2 separate regions of the Homo sapiens genome follow, and region 1 is linked to region 2. Evidence: read pairs that join two places in POLR2A ChIA-PET (ENCODE). Cell type or tissue: PC-3. All regions are shown on one strand.

Region 1 (8,000 bases), 1.3 Mb after region 2:
ATAGTACTTGAAGGGAGAAAAATCTACAGATACAGGTCATGATGAGGATGCAGTGGTGATGACTCTGCAGGCATCTTCCCAAGGCTCTGACTCCTCATGGGAGGACGGGGAAGACAGGTCACACTGAGTCTGTAATGGAAGGCATTCCCCACCCTCCACCCCAATAGATGGGATCGATGGTCATGGGTGTCGAGTGTTGCCTTTCTTCAGCGAGCAGGAATGCTGGCTTGTAGCCCTGTGGCATCTCTATGTTGAATGTCTCCCTCCAGAACTAGTTTGAACACTGATTCGTTCTGTGAGGACAGACCTCTGTGGATCCTTTATTGCGTTTTTCAACTGAATTTCTTAGCACATTCTTAACAAAACTGAAAGCAGATGTCTGTGTTTATAAAGTAAGATGAACTAGACACAGGAAATGTATTTACAAGAAACGCTAACGTATCAAGTTGAGGAAGGAACTTGTTCTCTTCTGTTTTTACGAAGTGAGAAGGTTAGAAGGTCAGCCATAGCCTTGTGTCTGGTTTTCTGGGGTGCCCCTGGCACTCTTGTTGGGGCTTCCTAATTCCTGGATCCTGTCCCTGTTGTGTGCAGACATGCATTTCTGTGTTGTTTCGAAGAAAAAACTGTTATTAAAAGACAATTTGGCACCATCTCTCAGGTTCAACTACCTGCATTTTCCTCCTTTGTCCCCCTCTCCACGATAATGACTAGAGGGTCCTGAGGTAGGTAATGACCGATGGGCAGAAGTGGGGAGAAAGGCCAGGGAAGCTAAGTCGTCATACCACCTGAAGATTCTGTCTGTATAAGCCCTTCTCAGCGCTGGGGCTGATGGCCACACCTGACATCCATCCTCTCCTCAAGGAACCTCGAAAAATCTCTAGGGTGTGTGCTTTTTGCCTATTGATAATAATAAAAGTGTAAGCAGGACTGTGATCCTATTACAACAGCCAGCGTGTATGGAGTCTTTCCCATGTGCTGGGATTACACTAAGTAAGAACTTTGCAAGCATTCTCTCAGGCCCTCTCTTTCAAGACTGTTGGTAATCAGGGCTCCTATCAGCTCATTGGCGTTGTTACAGCTGTGCCACTTGTTAAAACCTGGAGATGATGCCTGAACACATCAAGTGCCTCCAACACACCCATTGCTCTGGGCTGAGGTAGGGCGTTCTGAAGGGCTGCCCTGGTGTCTACCCCTCTCCAGCAACATTCTGGGCCTCCAACAGCTCCCATCTGCATTTGACACTCCCCCAAACAGACTGGGCCCAGACCTTGGAGGGGGAGAGGCCACTCTGGAACCCCAGTGGGAAAAGCCCAGTGCCCACCTGGCTCTCTAAGCTGTGTTTACATGCCACCATCTGGTGCCCTCTGTAATTACTACAGCTGCTTATTAGAGCAGCCTCCACAGTGTAGAATACAGCATACAAAATATTTTGAATGTCACCTTGCCTTTCTTTTGCTTTTTGCATCAACTACAACAGAATTAAGGCAAAATCAACTAAGCGTTTTCTAAAATCTCCCCAGAAATTAAATGTTTTTCTTTTAAAAAAAATTTTAAATTGTTTTATATGTTGTTCAAGCTAGTCTTTTTTTAAAAAAACTTTTATTTTAGGTTCAAGGGTCCATGTGCAAGTTTGTTATATAGGTAAATTCCATGTCATGGGGTTTTGGTGTACAGATTATTTTGTCACTCAAGTAATAAATAAGCCTAGTACCCAATAGGTAGGGTTTTGGGGTTTGTGTGTGTTTGTTGGTTTTTTTTTTTGGTTTTTTGTTTGTTTGTTTGTTTGTTTGTTTGAGATGGAATCTTGCTCTGTTGCCCAGGCTGGAGTGCAGTGGCGCATTCTCGGCTCACTGAAAACTCCACCTCCCAGGTTCAAGCGATTCTCCTACCTCAACCTCCCAAATAGCTGGGATTACAGGCATGCGCCACCATGCCCAGCTAATTTTTGTATTTTTAGTAGAGACAGGGTTTCATCATGTTGGCCAAGCTGGTCTTGAACTCCTGACCTCAGGTGATCTGCCTGCCTCTGCCTCCCAAAGTGCTGCGATTACAGGCGTGAGCCACTGCGCCTGGCCCTCAATAGGTAGTTTTTTGATCCTCACCCTCCCCCAACCCTCCACCCTCAAGTAGGCCCGAGTGTCTGTCTTTCCCTTCTTTGTGTCCGTATCTACTCACTCTTTAGCTCCCCCTTATAAGTGAGAACATATGGCATTTGGTTTTCTGCTCCTATGTTAGTTCGCATAGGATGATAGCCTCCAGCTCCGTCTGTGCTTCTGCAAAGGACATGATCTCATTCTTTTTCATGTCTGTGTAGTATTCCATGGTGTACAGGCACCACATTTTCTTTATCCAGTCTACTGCTGATGGGAACAGGCTAGTCTTGAACACAGGCTGTAGCTATCTTCCCTCCTCAGCCTCCCAAAGTGCTGGGATTACAGGCGTGAGCCACCACACCTGGCCTTTTTCATTTTTAGCTATTGTTTTAGAGACTTTGTTTGTACATATCCATAATTATTACACAGTTGTAATCACGGAAAAGTTTATTTTTTAAATCTTGCTTCTTTCATGGAACATTATGACATAAGTATTTTCTCAAATTGTTACAGATTTCAAAATTATTATTTTAATAATTTATCAGATCCCACTTGGAAGGGATCTCATAAATCAGAGATCTGATCCCATACATTTCCCCAGCAGGTATTAGCTAGCCAAAGTTCTCCTGATGGGCCAAATTCATAGTCCTGAAGAAGAAATCCCTGTAGAACGTCACAAGCAGCCATAATTACAATGTTGCCAAGACACCTGGTTCTTTGCTTCTACATTGTTTGTTTTACTGCCCTTTTCTTGGGGAAGCTCAATGCCTGCGTTACTTTGAAGCTTTTGGTAGAGGTACTAAGCCTTCAACTAAAGCAAGGCAACTAGAACAAGCTGTTAGTTTTGAAAACACAGCCTGTCCACTAGGTTCCAGAATGAGGCCACTAATTTCTCAGAAACATCACTTCATGATCTCAAGGAGACTAATTTGTTGATTTATGAGAACATTTTTAAAAATCGGGTCACCCTTTCCCATGCCCTAAATCAATTGTCACTACACTTTGCCATGTCTTTTTTCAAGTCAGGAAAGTAATAAAGAAAAATAAGAGAACGCTTGAAAACACTTGATATTCAGCACACTTTCCTGTGGCTAAGGTTTTAGATTTTTTTTTTTTTTTTTGGTAGAACATAATATTATCCCATGCTTAGCTTGCTAAAGGCAATTTAGCAGCAGGATTTACCTAACAGAACAGTTTTGGCTTTATCTAATTTTAGGTAATTACCTCTCTTTTCAAAGCTCATTTCTCTTGTGCTTTTGCTGGTCTTGATGTGTCACACAACAGCATTCACCCCCAGGATCTACTGCTCTTAAAGCAATAGAAAGAACAGCTCAATTTCCTTTATCAAATATCAAGCATGAAATATAGGTCCACGTGTAAAATAAGGAATTTGATACCAGTCATAAAAATCTACCCACAAACAGGTGGAGAATAAAAAAAAAAAGCAAAATGCCTAGATCAATAAAATATTTCATAAACCCAAGCAAACACTAACATTACTGAGAGCTGGATATCTAATCTGAGTCATTACCCAAATAGGGCGACTCAAGCTATGTTCACCCAATCCTGGATATTTTCATTCGAAAGGCAAGGCTTTCCTGGAACAAGGTTTGCTAATGCCTTAATAAAGTTAGTCACTGCAAACAGAGGGAACTCAGCTAGCTCCACAGCAACCGCTCATATATATATATATGATAAACATGTTTTTCCTTATAGAGCTTTTTTCAATCTTTGAGCATGTTTTAAAATGCTTTATTTCAGGGTGGGTGAGGTGGCTCACGCCTGTAATCCCAGCACTTTGGGAGGCCGAGGTGGGCAGATCATGAGGTCAAGAGATCGAAACCATCCTGGTCAACATGGTGAAACCCCGTCTCTACTAAAAACACAAAAATTAGCTGGGCGTGGTGGCACACGCCTGTAGTCCCAGCTACTCAGGAGGCTGAGGCAGGACAATTGCTTGAACCCGGGAGGCAGAGGTTGCAGTGAGCTGAGATCGTGCCGCTGCACTCCAGCCTGGCGACAGAAGGAGACTCCATCTCCAATAAATAAATAAATAAACAAATAAATAAAAATGCTTTATCTCAAGTAAAGGGGTACATTTGCAAAGATTCCCTGCAGGGAAAAGGGGGAAAATATCACTTTTTTCAGGACTTCCTTTGTGCCAAGTATTGAGATGGTATCTTTGCAGTGCTGTCTCACAGAAATTGGCCAAAGCAAAAACAAACAAAAAAAGAAATTGGCCAAACCACACCTGAAAACTGTTCCCAGGGGCTCCACAGCACTCGGCCAAGATGCCCTTATAGTCTCTTGGCCAAGGAGAGAGCACATGACCTTAAATAAATCAATCATCCTCTCTCCCTGGAACTTGACTCTTGAGTAGAGTGTCAAAAAGACTGGAAGTGATGGAAAGTAATTTGTCCCCATGGCAATATCCTGAAGAGATTCTCCATTAGATCTATGAAGTAGCTCTGATTCCTCTAAGTATTTTCTTATCTTTTAACTCTTTGAATGACCCCCATCCTTCCAATGTATTTTTTCCTCCTTAAGTTAATTAGGGTCGGTTTCTGTTGCTTGCAATCGAAGATCCCTACTTGCTACCTCTATCACTCTGTCTCTGACATCTCCACTCCCTGGGGCTGCCCACCACATAATTCCAAAAGGCACCATTCACATTGCACTGCATGGAGTTGTGAATGGTCTCCTTGGCATTGTGCAAGTCATGGCTCTGTTGCAACAGTCTATTCTAGACACTCCTGCCAGGGGCTGTCTTTCTAAAGAACACATATCAATCTGTCATTTCTTTCCTTGAAAACCTTCAGTGGCGCTCCATTACAATAAATACTAAGATCCAAAAGGGCTTCAAGACACTGCATCTGCCTCCCGCTGGTTTTCTCAGCATCACCATTCACTACATGCCCCTCCCTTTCACACCATCTGGCTCCCAAGGCCAGGCCAATTAAACAAGCCATTCTACACCCTGCATTCTTCATCTTCTGTGCCTGATCCAGCACAGGAATCTCTTCCCTTTTTTCTCTCAGTACCTCATCGGTCAACATTCTAACCACCTTCAGAGACCTGCTAACATCCTACTCACTGACTTCCTAGACCTACCTGGTCAAATGACTATATTTCTTTATCTTGCAGTTGACCAGTTGTACTTTGTTTGTGCCCCTAATTATTGCACTTCCATTGCTTGTCTCTAATGAGAGTCTTGATCAAAAGTCTTTTCTTGGCTGAGTGTGGTGGCTCATATAAGCCTATAATCCCAGTGCTTTGGGGTGGCAAAGTGGGAGGATCCCTTGAAGCCAGGAGTTCAAGACCAGACTAGGCAACATAGTGAGAGCCCGCTGGGCACAGTGGCATGCACTTGTAGTCCCAGCTACTTGGGAGGCTGAACTGGGAGGATTGCTTGAGCCCAGGAGGTCAAGGCTACAATGAGCTGTGATGGTGTCACTTCACCCCAGCCCGGATAATAGAGCAAGATCCTGTCTCAAAAAAACCAGACCAAAACCTTCTTCTCCCCTATTTTATTGCAAACTCCCAGAGGACAACAACTACACTACCGGCCTGGCATCTCCCACAGCTCCCTAGCAGAGCACCTCACTCGGTTCATGTTTTCTATTCAACAGAATGGAAACCTTTACAATTCTCTTCAGGGAGCTGGAAAGAGTTAATATCGGGAATCCTAGGAAAGTAATTTTTATGAACTAGGCTTGTTCTCTTATGTCCCCCACCATATAATTCTCTCTCTCAAGCTCTGTGTCCTCAATGCCACTGGGGGCTCTGAGTCCCTATCCAGCTTTATGATGACAATGCAACTTACAAGAAACAGTCTTTACAGTCCTTTTTTTTTTTTTTTAAGACAGCATCTCACTCTGTCGCCCAGGCTGGAGTGTGCTTTGGGGCGATCTCAGCTCACTGCAACCTCTGCCTCCTGGGTTCAATCGATTCTCCTGCCTCAGCCTCCCATGTAGCTGGGATTACAGGCACGTGCTACCACGCCTGGCTAATTTTTTTGTATTTTTAGTAGAGACGGGGTTTCACCATGTTGGCCAGGCTGGTCTCAAACTCCTGACCTTAAGTGATCTGCCTGCCTTGGCCTCTCAAGTGCTGGGGTTACAGGCGTGAGCCACCGTGCCCGGCCAAGAAACAGTCTTGATCTTCAGGTAAATTTCCTTCACTTTATTACCAGAGAGAACTATGCAAAACACCTGAAAGAGTGAGTGAATTCAATGAATAAATGTGTTAAGGAAAGAAAATTTTCTCAAAAACAGATGCTTTTCTTCAAATGTCAAATGACCCATCATCATTCTTGGAACTTTATTTTCTGAGAGACACCGAGTATGCACGTCATTTTAATAATGTCTTGGACAGTAATATATTAAATTTTAGGGCTGGGCATGGTGGCTCATGCTTGTAATCCCAGCACTTTGGGAGGCCGATGTGGATGGATCACGAGGTCAGGAGTTCGAGAACAGCCTGACTAACAGGGTGAAACCTCGTCTCTACTAAAAATACAAAAAATTAGCCGGGCATGGTGGTGGTGCGCACCTGTAATCCCAGCTACTCAGGAGGCTGAGGCAGGAGAATTGCTTGAACCCAGGAGGCAGAGGTTGCAGTGAGCTGAGATAATGCCACTGCACTCCAGTCTGAGCGACACAGCAAGACTCCGTCTCAAGAAAAAAATATATATATATATATTAAATTTTAATAAAGGGGGAAAATACAATTATGTATACAAAAGAGGGTCATATGAAATATTATATTACTTTTTTTATTAAAATATGTCACATTGTACCCAGCATAAAAACAATAGTAGAATTTAAGGGCATCATCAGGGAGTTCAAATTTCTCAGTTGGAAATCTTGCACAGTTAGAAGTGGGTTATATTTAAGAACAATGGCATTTTATTTTAGTAACTTGTTCCCTTCCTGGTAGAACATTCATCCCTGTTACTTTTGTGAATTTCTATTGCTTTTAGCCTAATATAGTGACTCATTTTCCTGCACTGAATCACTGACTGTAATTTCCTAATAAAAGATCATTGCATTATCTGGCATGGCCTCTTTGAAACGTCCTCATTCTGGATTCTCCAAAAAAAGGAAAGAAGGAAGGAGAGAAGGAAGGAAGGAGAGTAGGAAGGAAGGAAAAAATACAGGAAAGAGGGAAGGAAGAGGGAGGAAGGAAGAGAAGGAAAGAGAAAGGAAGAAAGAAGGGAAGGAAGGTAGGAAGAAGAGAAGGAAGAAGGAGGAAGTGAAGGAAGGAGAATGGAAGGAAGGAAGGAGATGGAAGGAAGGAAGAAAGGAAGGAAGGGGAAATAAGAAAGGAAGGAAGGAAAGAAGGAAGGAAGGGAGGGAGGAGAGGGAAGGAAGGAAGGGAGGGAGGAGAGGGAAGGAAGGAAGGAAGGAAGGAAGGAAGGAAGGAAGGAAGGGAGGGAAGGAAGGAGGGAAAAGCCACTATCTTCCTTTGAGCTGGCACACAGCTTGAGTGATGCTCTTTCTCTAAGGCCTTATACAGCCCCTGAAGCTCCTTTATGTGAAATCTCCACCCTCCTATGGTGGGGATGGTTCTGAGTCTGTCCCCTACCGTGGCCAGCTGCTTGATTTCCTGTCTTCATAAACTGCCCTCCACAGGCGCCCTCCCAATCTCCTCTCTTCTCCTTTGCCTAGTGCTCTTTTTTCTCTTCCCTTTATTTCTGGGTATTCTTCCTTTTCACATTCACTCAGCAGGAAGAACAGACAGTCCCATCTGAGGACTATTTGAGTCTCTCCAGAAATCGACTCCCATTGCACCACTTCTCCAAGGTCCTCTCCACTACCAAGCTCCCTTCCCTATTCAGTGCCAATAAAACCCCAGTTCCTTCTTTGGGTGCTGTGTAACCCTCAAGACTTCCACAGCTAAGGAAGT
Region 2 (8,000 bases):
ATTTTGGATATGATTTAATTTTTTCTTTTTCTCCCTGGAACATTTTAGAATCTTAAGATTTTAAAGTGTCACAACTTCTGTCATGTACTTCGGTGTAGATCCTTTTAAAATTATGCTGGGTATTTTGCTTTCTCCATTTAGTCTGGAGACCATTGTCCATCAGTCTGAGATATTTCCTAAGTTTTCAAAAAAAAATTCTTCTAAAAAAACTTCATATTATTTGATTATTAGGGCTTTAGGAAGATTCTCTACTTTCCTACCTTTAAAATTTTCCATGTAGTTATGTTTTGCCTTACTTTCTATGAGATCTCTTCAAATTAATCTTTATAAACTAATATAGAAATAAAACTTTCAATTATCCATATTATCAATTTTGGGGAGCTATTGGCCTTTTTTCCATAGCAACTCTTCTTGTATTTTGGAAGAGATTCTTATTCTCTTGGGGAATAGTCTAGATTTTAAAACATTTTCTTCTGCTCCCTAGAATGTCTGCATTTTTTTTGTTTTTGATACAGAGTCTTACTCTGTCACCCAGGCTGGAGTGCAGTGGCGCGATCTCAGATCATTGCAACCTCTGCCTCCCGTGTTCAAGCAATCTTCCCACCTCAGCCTCCCAAGCAGCTAGGATTACAGGCATGCGCCACCATGCCTGGCTAATTTTTGTTTGTTTGTTTATTTGTTGAGACAGAGTCTTGCTCTGTCACCCAGGCTGGAGTGCAATGGCGCGATCTCGGCTCACTGCAGCCTCCACCTCCCGGGTTCAAGCAATTCTCCTGCCTCGACCTCCTGAGTAGCTGGGACTACAGGTGTGTGCCACCACGCCCGGCTAATTTTTTGTATTTTTAGTAGAGATGGGGTTTCACCGTGTTAGCCAGGATGGTCTCTATCTCCTGACCTTGTGATCTGCCCACCTCAGCCTCCCAAAATGCTGGGATTACAGGTGTGAGCCACCGCACCTGGTCTAATCATTGTATTTTTAGTAGAGACAGGGTTTTACCATGTTGGTCAGGCTGGTCTCGAACTCCTGATCTCAAGTGATCTGCCCACCTCGGCCTCCCAAAGTGCTGGAATTACAGGTGTGAGCCACCGCGCCCGGCCATCTACATGTTTTTAGAAGGTTTTTTTCCTCTTCTTTGTTTTGGATGTGACTTTCATTTTGCAGGCTTTTCTTGAATGCGTACTGATCTTTGGCTGATCCAAGGCACTTAAAATCAGGTTGGAATTTTTGTGCACATGGATGGGGCTTGTCAATTGTTGATTTTTCTTTAAAATGATGAAGCAGCAACTGGTCATTTTTGTCAAAGGAAATCCTCAAATATCAGTATATGTGCTCATTGAGATGGTCCTGAGAATAATTCTACCAGCCCTGCCTGGAATAAACCTGGATAAGCTATTCTGGAAGCAGGATGGAAGAAGGGGACTGTGGAGGTTTCCTGGTACAGTAAGTAGACTGATTCTTCCTCAATTCCCAACACCTCGTGCCTCATTTTCAGCCCTGAATTACACACACCCTCTTCGTCATTGTGCCTGGCGTATGTGAGTTTCTAATTTTCCTGGTTCAATGTCCTTGGGTAATAAACTTCTTTGGGGTTTGGGTAGGTGGGAGAGGGTCCCTGGGTGCAAAGGTCTAGCCTCTTCGTATAGTGACTTACACCCTCTTGTTTCCCACGCCCTTCCCCCTCCCATTCAGCATGAGCCTCCTGGGCTTTGGACTATTTTGTTGGAATTCTCTGAGCATCACTTATGATACAAATCATCACAGACCTCTCTCTTGCTTTCTGTCACCCAAAAGTCAGTAGAATGTTTTATCTGCTCTTGTTCCTGCTGCTATAGTCCTCTTAAAGTATATTTACTGGCATTTTTGTAGGATTTTTGGTGTTGATACAGGCATGTGGTTAATCTGCCATGTTCAACTGGAAGTCCATTTTATTTTACCAAGGTATAACATAACATGATTTAAAAATTTACTGTAATAGCAGTAATCATACCAGAGCTACATTGTTAAAAAATATGCAAAATTTTTATTTTCTAAGGGTGCAGATTCAGTCAGATATTCACAGATTAGTCTAATTTATATGATTTGCTTAAAGTCCTCCTCCCCACCAATGAGGTAGCCTCTGAACTCGTCTGAGAGTGTGAATGACATTTTTGAGTTGACCATTCAGACTTGTGCCCCTGAACGTATCTGCACACGCGCTCGGTCACATTTCTCTATCTCATTTTCTTCCCTATCACACAGAAAATCACATTCAGCCTGAGGTTTGGTTTTGTTTTGCATTAGGTCTCTGGCTGCAGGTGTTGTGGCGCTCTGGGGGTGTCTGCCTGCCTCCTGTCAGTGCAGCAGTTCTCTTCTGGATGGTAACAAAGAGAAGATGTCACCGATAATGCAGGGCCATGGAAATCCGGCCGTTCTTTATCTGTGCTCTGCTGTTTGTTGGGCGGGGTGGGGAAAAGTATGAGAATTCTAGTTCTGATTAGCCGTGAATGAGACTTTTCTCAGTGGGAGTCCTGCGGACACCAGGGTGTGGTGACTGATTTCATTTCTGCTGCTCAGGGATGTCTCGGTGGCTGTCGGCCCAGAGTGCTTGGAAGGCAGGAGAAACTGGCAGGATCAGCAAGGCTCTGAAAATAGGGCGTCATGGGGGTTGGCACGGGGGCTGGGGCTGGTCTCCGGCAGTGCCACTGAGCAGTTATGTGACCAGCTAGGTTTCTGGTCTCCTTGACCCCCTTGGAATTTCCTCATGACCTCACCTCCCCAGGGGTTGTAGCCAAAGAATGAAAATCACAGAGCTGCCTCTAGCATAGCACCCTTAAAATGCTCGGCTATGAAACGAACAGTTCCTTAACATTCAACAGACAGAAGCAGAGAAAAGTTACCTGTTAGCCCTTAACCTGCCCGCTTCCTGGTTTCTTTTAGACCTTGGGCAAGTGTTATAGTTTTCATATTTATTTTTTGGAAGTGGAGAAGCTGGAGAGAGAAGGAAGTGAGCTAATAACCAGCTTTTCAAGAGTGCTGACTTCTGCATTTCTTAGTACAGGATTTTGCCAGGCCCTTGACATTCGTTTAAAGGAAGAAAGAATTCTTTCTCCTTGAACATCTGTGCAAATCAGTGGGGGTGGGAGTCTAGAGCCCAAGGAGAGTATGAGATAACTTTACACGTTTCTGAAAGCTAGGATGAGAGACAGCAGATCCACGTTATTGTACTGCACTGGCAACAACCCAGTAGCAAAGGCAGACCAATGAAATGTGCCAAAAAGATGCATTTGTAGTGTGGTATAATCACATTTTGAAAAATGTGCAGTAGATAAGTGGGGAAATACGCATTCTGGTTGCTTCATAAATAATAGTAGTTAAGGATATCTATCAATCTCGTGTTTTTTAGCTCCAGCACTGGGTATGTAGAATAAAAAAGGCAAACCGAATCAGTTTGGCATAGAGCTCTTTTCAAATTCAGCATCATTTCAGTGCATTTCAGCTTTATACATAGCTCTCAGCCAGGAAATCTCAGGTTTAATTAGGTCATTTGTTCTTGAGAGTTCTGTCCTTGCAAAACAGGAGAGGAATTTTTATGGGCAGTTGGCACACAGAAAAAGTCAACAGCAAAATGTCCCTGTTTTCTTCAATTTTAGGTGGTACTTATAAAAACTCCTTAGAAGGAATTTTGTGTATTTCAGGATATTAATCAATCTGGGTACAGTGTTTTCAGGTTTTGATTTTCATGTGCTCTAGGTTTTTGCCTCTCCTGGAGTCTTTGGAATCCTAGGGGTTTGTGACCTTGGAATGCAGGCCTGTGAGGCATTTTCAGGATTTCAGAAGGCCTAACCAGAAACTGGCAGTCATGGGGAGAGGGAATGGAGCTGCCTCCATAAGTCCATGCAAATTAATGAAAACATCAAAGCATTGTTTGGTTTTGCCAGATTTTTCTCATGTTGCTCATGTTGATTCCGAAGGACTTATTGACCATTACGTGTGCCTTCAGTGAACAGAAAAAAGGTCAAGTCAGTTGTTGCTTAACTGCAGCCTGGCTGATGTGTTCTTTTGACCGGAAAGATAGGGGTTGGGGTGTGATGTGGTGGGACCTGGTCCAGACAGGATAAAGTGCCGGTAACCACGGTGCTAACTTTGAAAGCCAGCTGGCCCCACACTGCTCTTCACTTCCCCAGCAGGGTGCTGTGTAAGGTGGTGCAGTGCTGATGGGGGACTGTCCTCATCCCTGTTCTGAGCTGTTTCAGCAAAAGTCTGAGGGGTCGCTCCAGCGTTGTGACCTTAGAGCGTGGTGATGGGAAGGACTCAGCTCCCAAGGAATGTGTGCACTCCCTGCAGTCCTGCTTGCTTCTTCCTTCCAACTCCAGAATGTTTATTTCATACATTAATATGAAAAATACACAGAAAAAAGACTGGAAGGAAATCGGCCAAAATGCTAGCAGATTTTGTTTACCCACTCTATGTTAGTAAACCAAATTGCCAAATTCGGCAACGCTTACTAGTGATCGCCTTTCTGCTTAATTTTGCAAATGATTGATTATGAACCTTATTCTGTCATTTTAAAAATGGAATAAGAACTATATATCTTAGTGCATATTTGGAATGTTTTCAAAAGGTTGGTGACTTGGAGCACTTGTTGACAAGGTTCACGAGCGTAGCTGAGTCCAGTGTCTAGGAAGGGACATACATGAAGCATTGTAAAGAAACTCGAGTGAGCCTTGGGAGAAAAATCCTGGAGCCAGAGCTTAGAGTTTCTGCTTCGGAGTGCCTGAAAGTTTCATATTTCTTCTTTTGTGCAGATTCCAAATGTTTTTGGAAGGCTTGAAAGTGAATAAAATAGCCCTTTGACAGAACTGACAAAAACGGACGGACTTAGGGGTAGGGCCCAGTAAGTCATTGTACACAAGCTTTGTGTTGTTAGCTTTGGCAAGGACAATTCTTAGAGAAAGCTCTATGTGAAATGCCAGAATAAATGGCTCACTTTTATGGGGCACTTGAACTGTCTGCCTTGTCGACTATCAAGCTGCCATTTTCCCTGCTTGAATTACAATAATCGATATGTTGATAGCACATACTGTATGTCAGGCACTGTTCTAAATATGTTAATTTTTGCTTCAAAACAACCCTGTGAGATACTACTATGTATGAGGAAACTGAGGCACAGAGAGGTAAAGTAACATACCCAAGGTCACGCAGCTGTAACTGGTAGAACCATGACTTGAATCCTATCTCGCTCCTGGGTCTGTGCCCTCAACCACGGCTCTGCTTTTGTCTGCAACCTGGCCATGGTGGTGGGTGGGTCGATGGGTGTGGTTCAAGGTCAAAATCACGTGGAAAGTTTTGCCGAAGTTCGCTCTGCCGCAGTTGCTTGCATAGCCGACTGCTAGGTAGCTTGGTTTGACTGACTTTTCACTAACTGACTTTTTATTGAGCTACCTGTTGGCCATTAAAAAACAGGAAGTATGTGAGACATGGTTTCAGTCTTCAAGGAATTCACAGCCAAAGTTGATATATGAGATAGGCTCTTATGAAAATTTACATAATCTGTGTCAGTTCCTTGTAAGGAACTCATCAGCTGTGAGGAACTCAGCGTGGATCTGTTGGTGTTTGTCTTGGGAGAGGAATACATTGCCATTTTAAGGGAGAGGATGTTAACATCAGCCAAACAAAATCAAATCCAAACTTCAGCGTGGATATTCTTCTGTCAACTCCTCCCCTCCTTGGTTCTTAACTGATATCCTTTATTTGCTGTTTTGGTAACTCTTGAACCCCATCCTCTCCACTCCCTCCCGGTCTTGGTTCCATCATTTCTTCCTTTTCTGATATCTCTTTTTAGCTTTTTTGAAAAAAAAAATTAATTATAGTACAAAACATAAAATGTACCCTTAACCATTTTTAAGTGTTCACTCATATTAGGTATATATATATTGATGTGTAACAGAGCTTTATAACTTTTTCATTTAGCAAAACTCAAGCTCTGTACCCATTAAACAACAGCTCCCCACTCCCGCTCTTCCTAACCCCTGACAACCACCATTCGACTTTTTATGTAATTTTGACAACTCTAGATACCTTATATTAGTGAAAAATCATACAGCGTATTGGTCATTTTGTGACTAGTTTATTTCACTTAGCAGTGTCGTCTTCAAGGTTCATTCTAGTTGTAGCATGTGATCCTTAAAAGGATCAGTTTAAATCTTTAAAAGGATTTCCTTCCCGTTAAGGCTTAATAGCATTCCATTGTGTGTGTGTATCGCATTTTGTTTGTCCATTCATCCATCCATGGACACTTGGGTTGTTTACACCTCTTGGCTTTTGCAAATAATTCTGCAGTGAACATGGGAGTGCACATACCTCTTTGAGATCCGGATTTCAATTCTTTTGGTTACATACTCAGGCATGGGATTGCAGGAAGACTGTCATCTCTCTCATCTTACTCAACAGGCTGCTTCTCCCCAGTGTACATACAGACTTGAGTCTTTCTTATCTCTTTTTTCCTAAAAGAACAAAAAAATTTATTTAAATGTGAGAATTATGGGAAACCTAAGCCATGGGAATTGGACACTCATGGGGGTCTTCTGTGAAATGGGACTTGCCCCCACCTTCTGCAGCCTGAAGCTTTTGCAGTTTCGCCATCAGTTCTTTGGCGGGGTTAAAGATGCCGCCGGTTGGCTGGTCACAGATGTAGCAGCGCGGGGTGGCCCGGAAGTGCTCCAGCGCGCAGCTCTCGCAGAAATAATGCCTGCACTTGGTGACGACTGGGTTTTGGAAGGCCTGGCGACATATGAAACACCTGAATGGTATTTCCTCTTCCTCGCTTCCCACTTCATGGTTTTCGTCCTCGCAGATACAGTAGCGACCCTCTTCAAGCTCCCGTTCAATCTCCCACCCGAGCTTGTAATCGGAACGGTCGTGGAGGAATTTGCAGCTGTCCCCGAAGCCACAGAAGCCAGTCTCCTTGTAGTCCTTGCAGATGTCAGGCTGGTAATCCCAGCGCACAGTGGCGCGCAGATGCCCTGGCGCACGTATGGGGCCCTTCCTCGCCATCCCCGAGGAGGAGTTGCCCATGGACGTGTCCTTGGGCTTCAGGTACCTCAGGTAGCTGTGGATTCCCCGGTAGATGTGGTCGTGCTCCCGACCCCGCAGTGCCTCCTGGACCCGCTGGCTGCACTTGAGGATGGTCGGCGTATGGTGCTCCTTCTCGGTGTCCTGCTCGAAGTCAGCGGTGGCCCCCATGTCCTCTGGCCCCACAGGCTTCGCCGAGCGGGTGGACCTGTACACCACGTCGAGGCTCTCAGGCGCCGCCTCCTCGCCCCTCCTGTCGCCGTGAGCCGCCTTCTGCCAGCTGTGGAGGCCCCGGGGCCTCGGTGCCACCCGCGGGGGCTGAGCCACTGTGTCGCCCTCGTCCCCGCTGCTGCTGCTCTCTCCGTGCTCGGGGTCGCAGGCCGGGCGCTTTCTGAGGCCTGCAGCCCCTTTCCGTCCAGGCTTTTTGAAGAGGAAGGTGCATACCTGGTCTGCTTGGTCGGCCGTCCTTCCTGGAGAAGGTGGCGCTGCCATGTTTGAGTCTCAGGCTCCCAACGGCCGTGGCGTGCGTCACCCTTGCGTCGCCCTTGCGTCGCTGCACGTGGGGCGTGGGCCCTCCCAGTTCTAAAAAGCAAAAGCAAGTGAAAGAAAAGCTTCTGCTAGGCCAGGCGCGGTGACTCACTCTTGTAATCCCGGGACACTGGGAGGCCGAGGTGGGAGAATCACCCGAGGTCAGCAGTTTAAGACCAGCCTGGCCAACATAGCGAAACTCCATCCTTACTAAAAATACAAAAATTACCTGGGTGTGGTGGCGTGCGCCTGAAGTCCCAGCTACTAGGGAGGCTGAGGCAGAAGAATCGCTTGAACCCAGGAGGCAGAGGTTGTAGTGAGCCGAGATCACGCCACTGTACTCTAGCCTGGGTGACAGAGCGAGACCCTGTCTCAAATTAAAAAAAAAAAAACCAAAAAAAAAGGCTTCTCCCGCCCTTCC

What was found. ChIA-PET counts read pairs that join two places held together with the same protein. Peaks named below come from ENCODE experiments on the same cell type or tissue, not always from the same donor. Only the 100,000 strongest peaks of a DNase experiment are listed, where the experiment ranks them.
Region 1: POLR2A ChIA-PET joins it to region 2 with 12 read pairs; 2 of 35 experiments call an interaction of 5 or more read pairs at or near these places.

What each region holds. Positions count from the first base shown.
Region 1 is chr13:99,464,326-99,472,325 of GRCh38, forward strand. No RefSeq gene overlaps it. Among named protein-coding and RNA genes, the nearest start is that of LINC01232, 31 kb to the right of the region's middle. In PC-3, no CTCF peak of the experiment used is centred here; a DNase peak (open chromatin) is centred at 3,656; H3K4me3 peaks cover 287 bases; H3K27ac peaks cover 2,584 bases.
Region 2 is chr13:98,169,694-98,177,693 of GRCh38, forward strand. All of the region lies in intron 1 of FARP1 (FERM, ARH/RhoGEF and pleckstrin domain protein 1), which reads left to right. RNF113B (ring finger protein 113B) reads right to left here and starts at 7,576. Exons shown (of 2, transcript NM_178861.5): 1 at 6,589-7,576; 2 at 6,092-6,483. The coding sequence starts at 7,543. The coding sequence ends at 6,470. RefSeq lists a silencer at 3,822-4,116. In PC-3, no CTCF peak of the experiment used is centred here; no DNase peak of the experiment used is centred here; H3K27ac peaks cover 394 bases.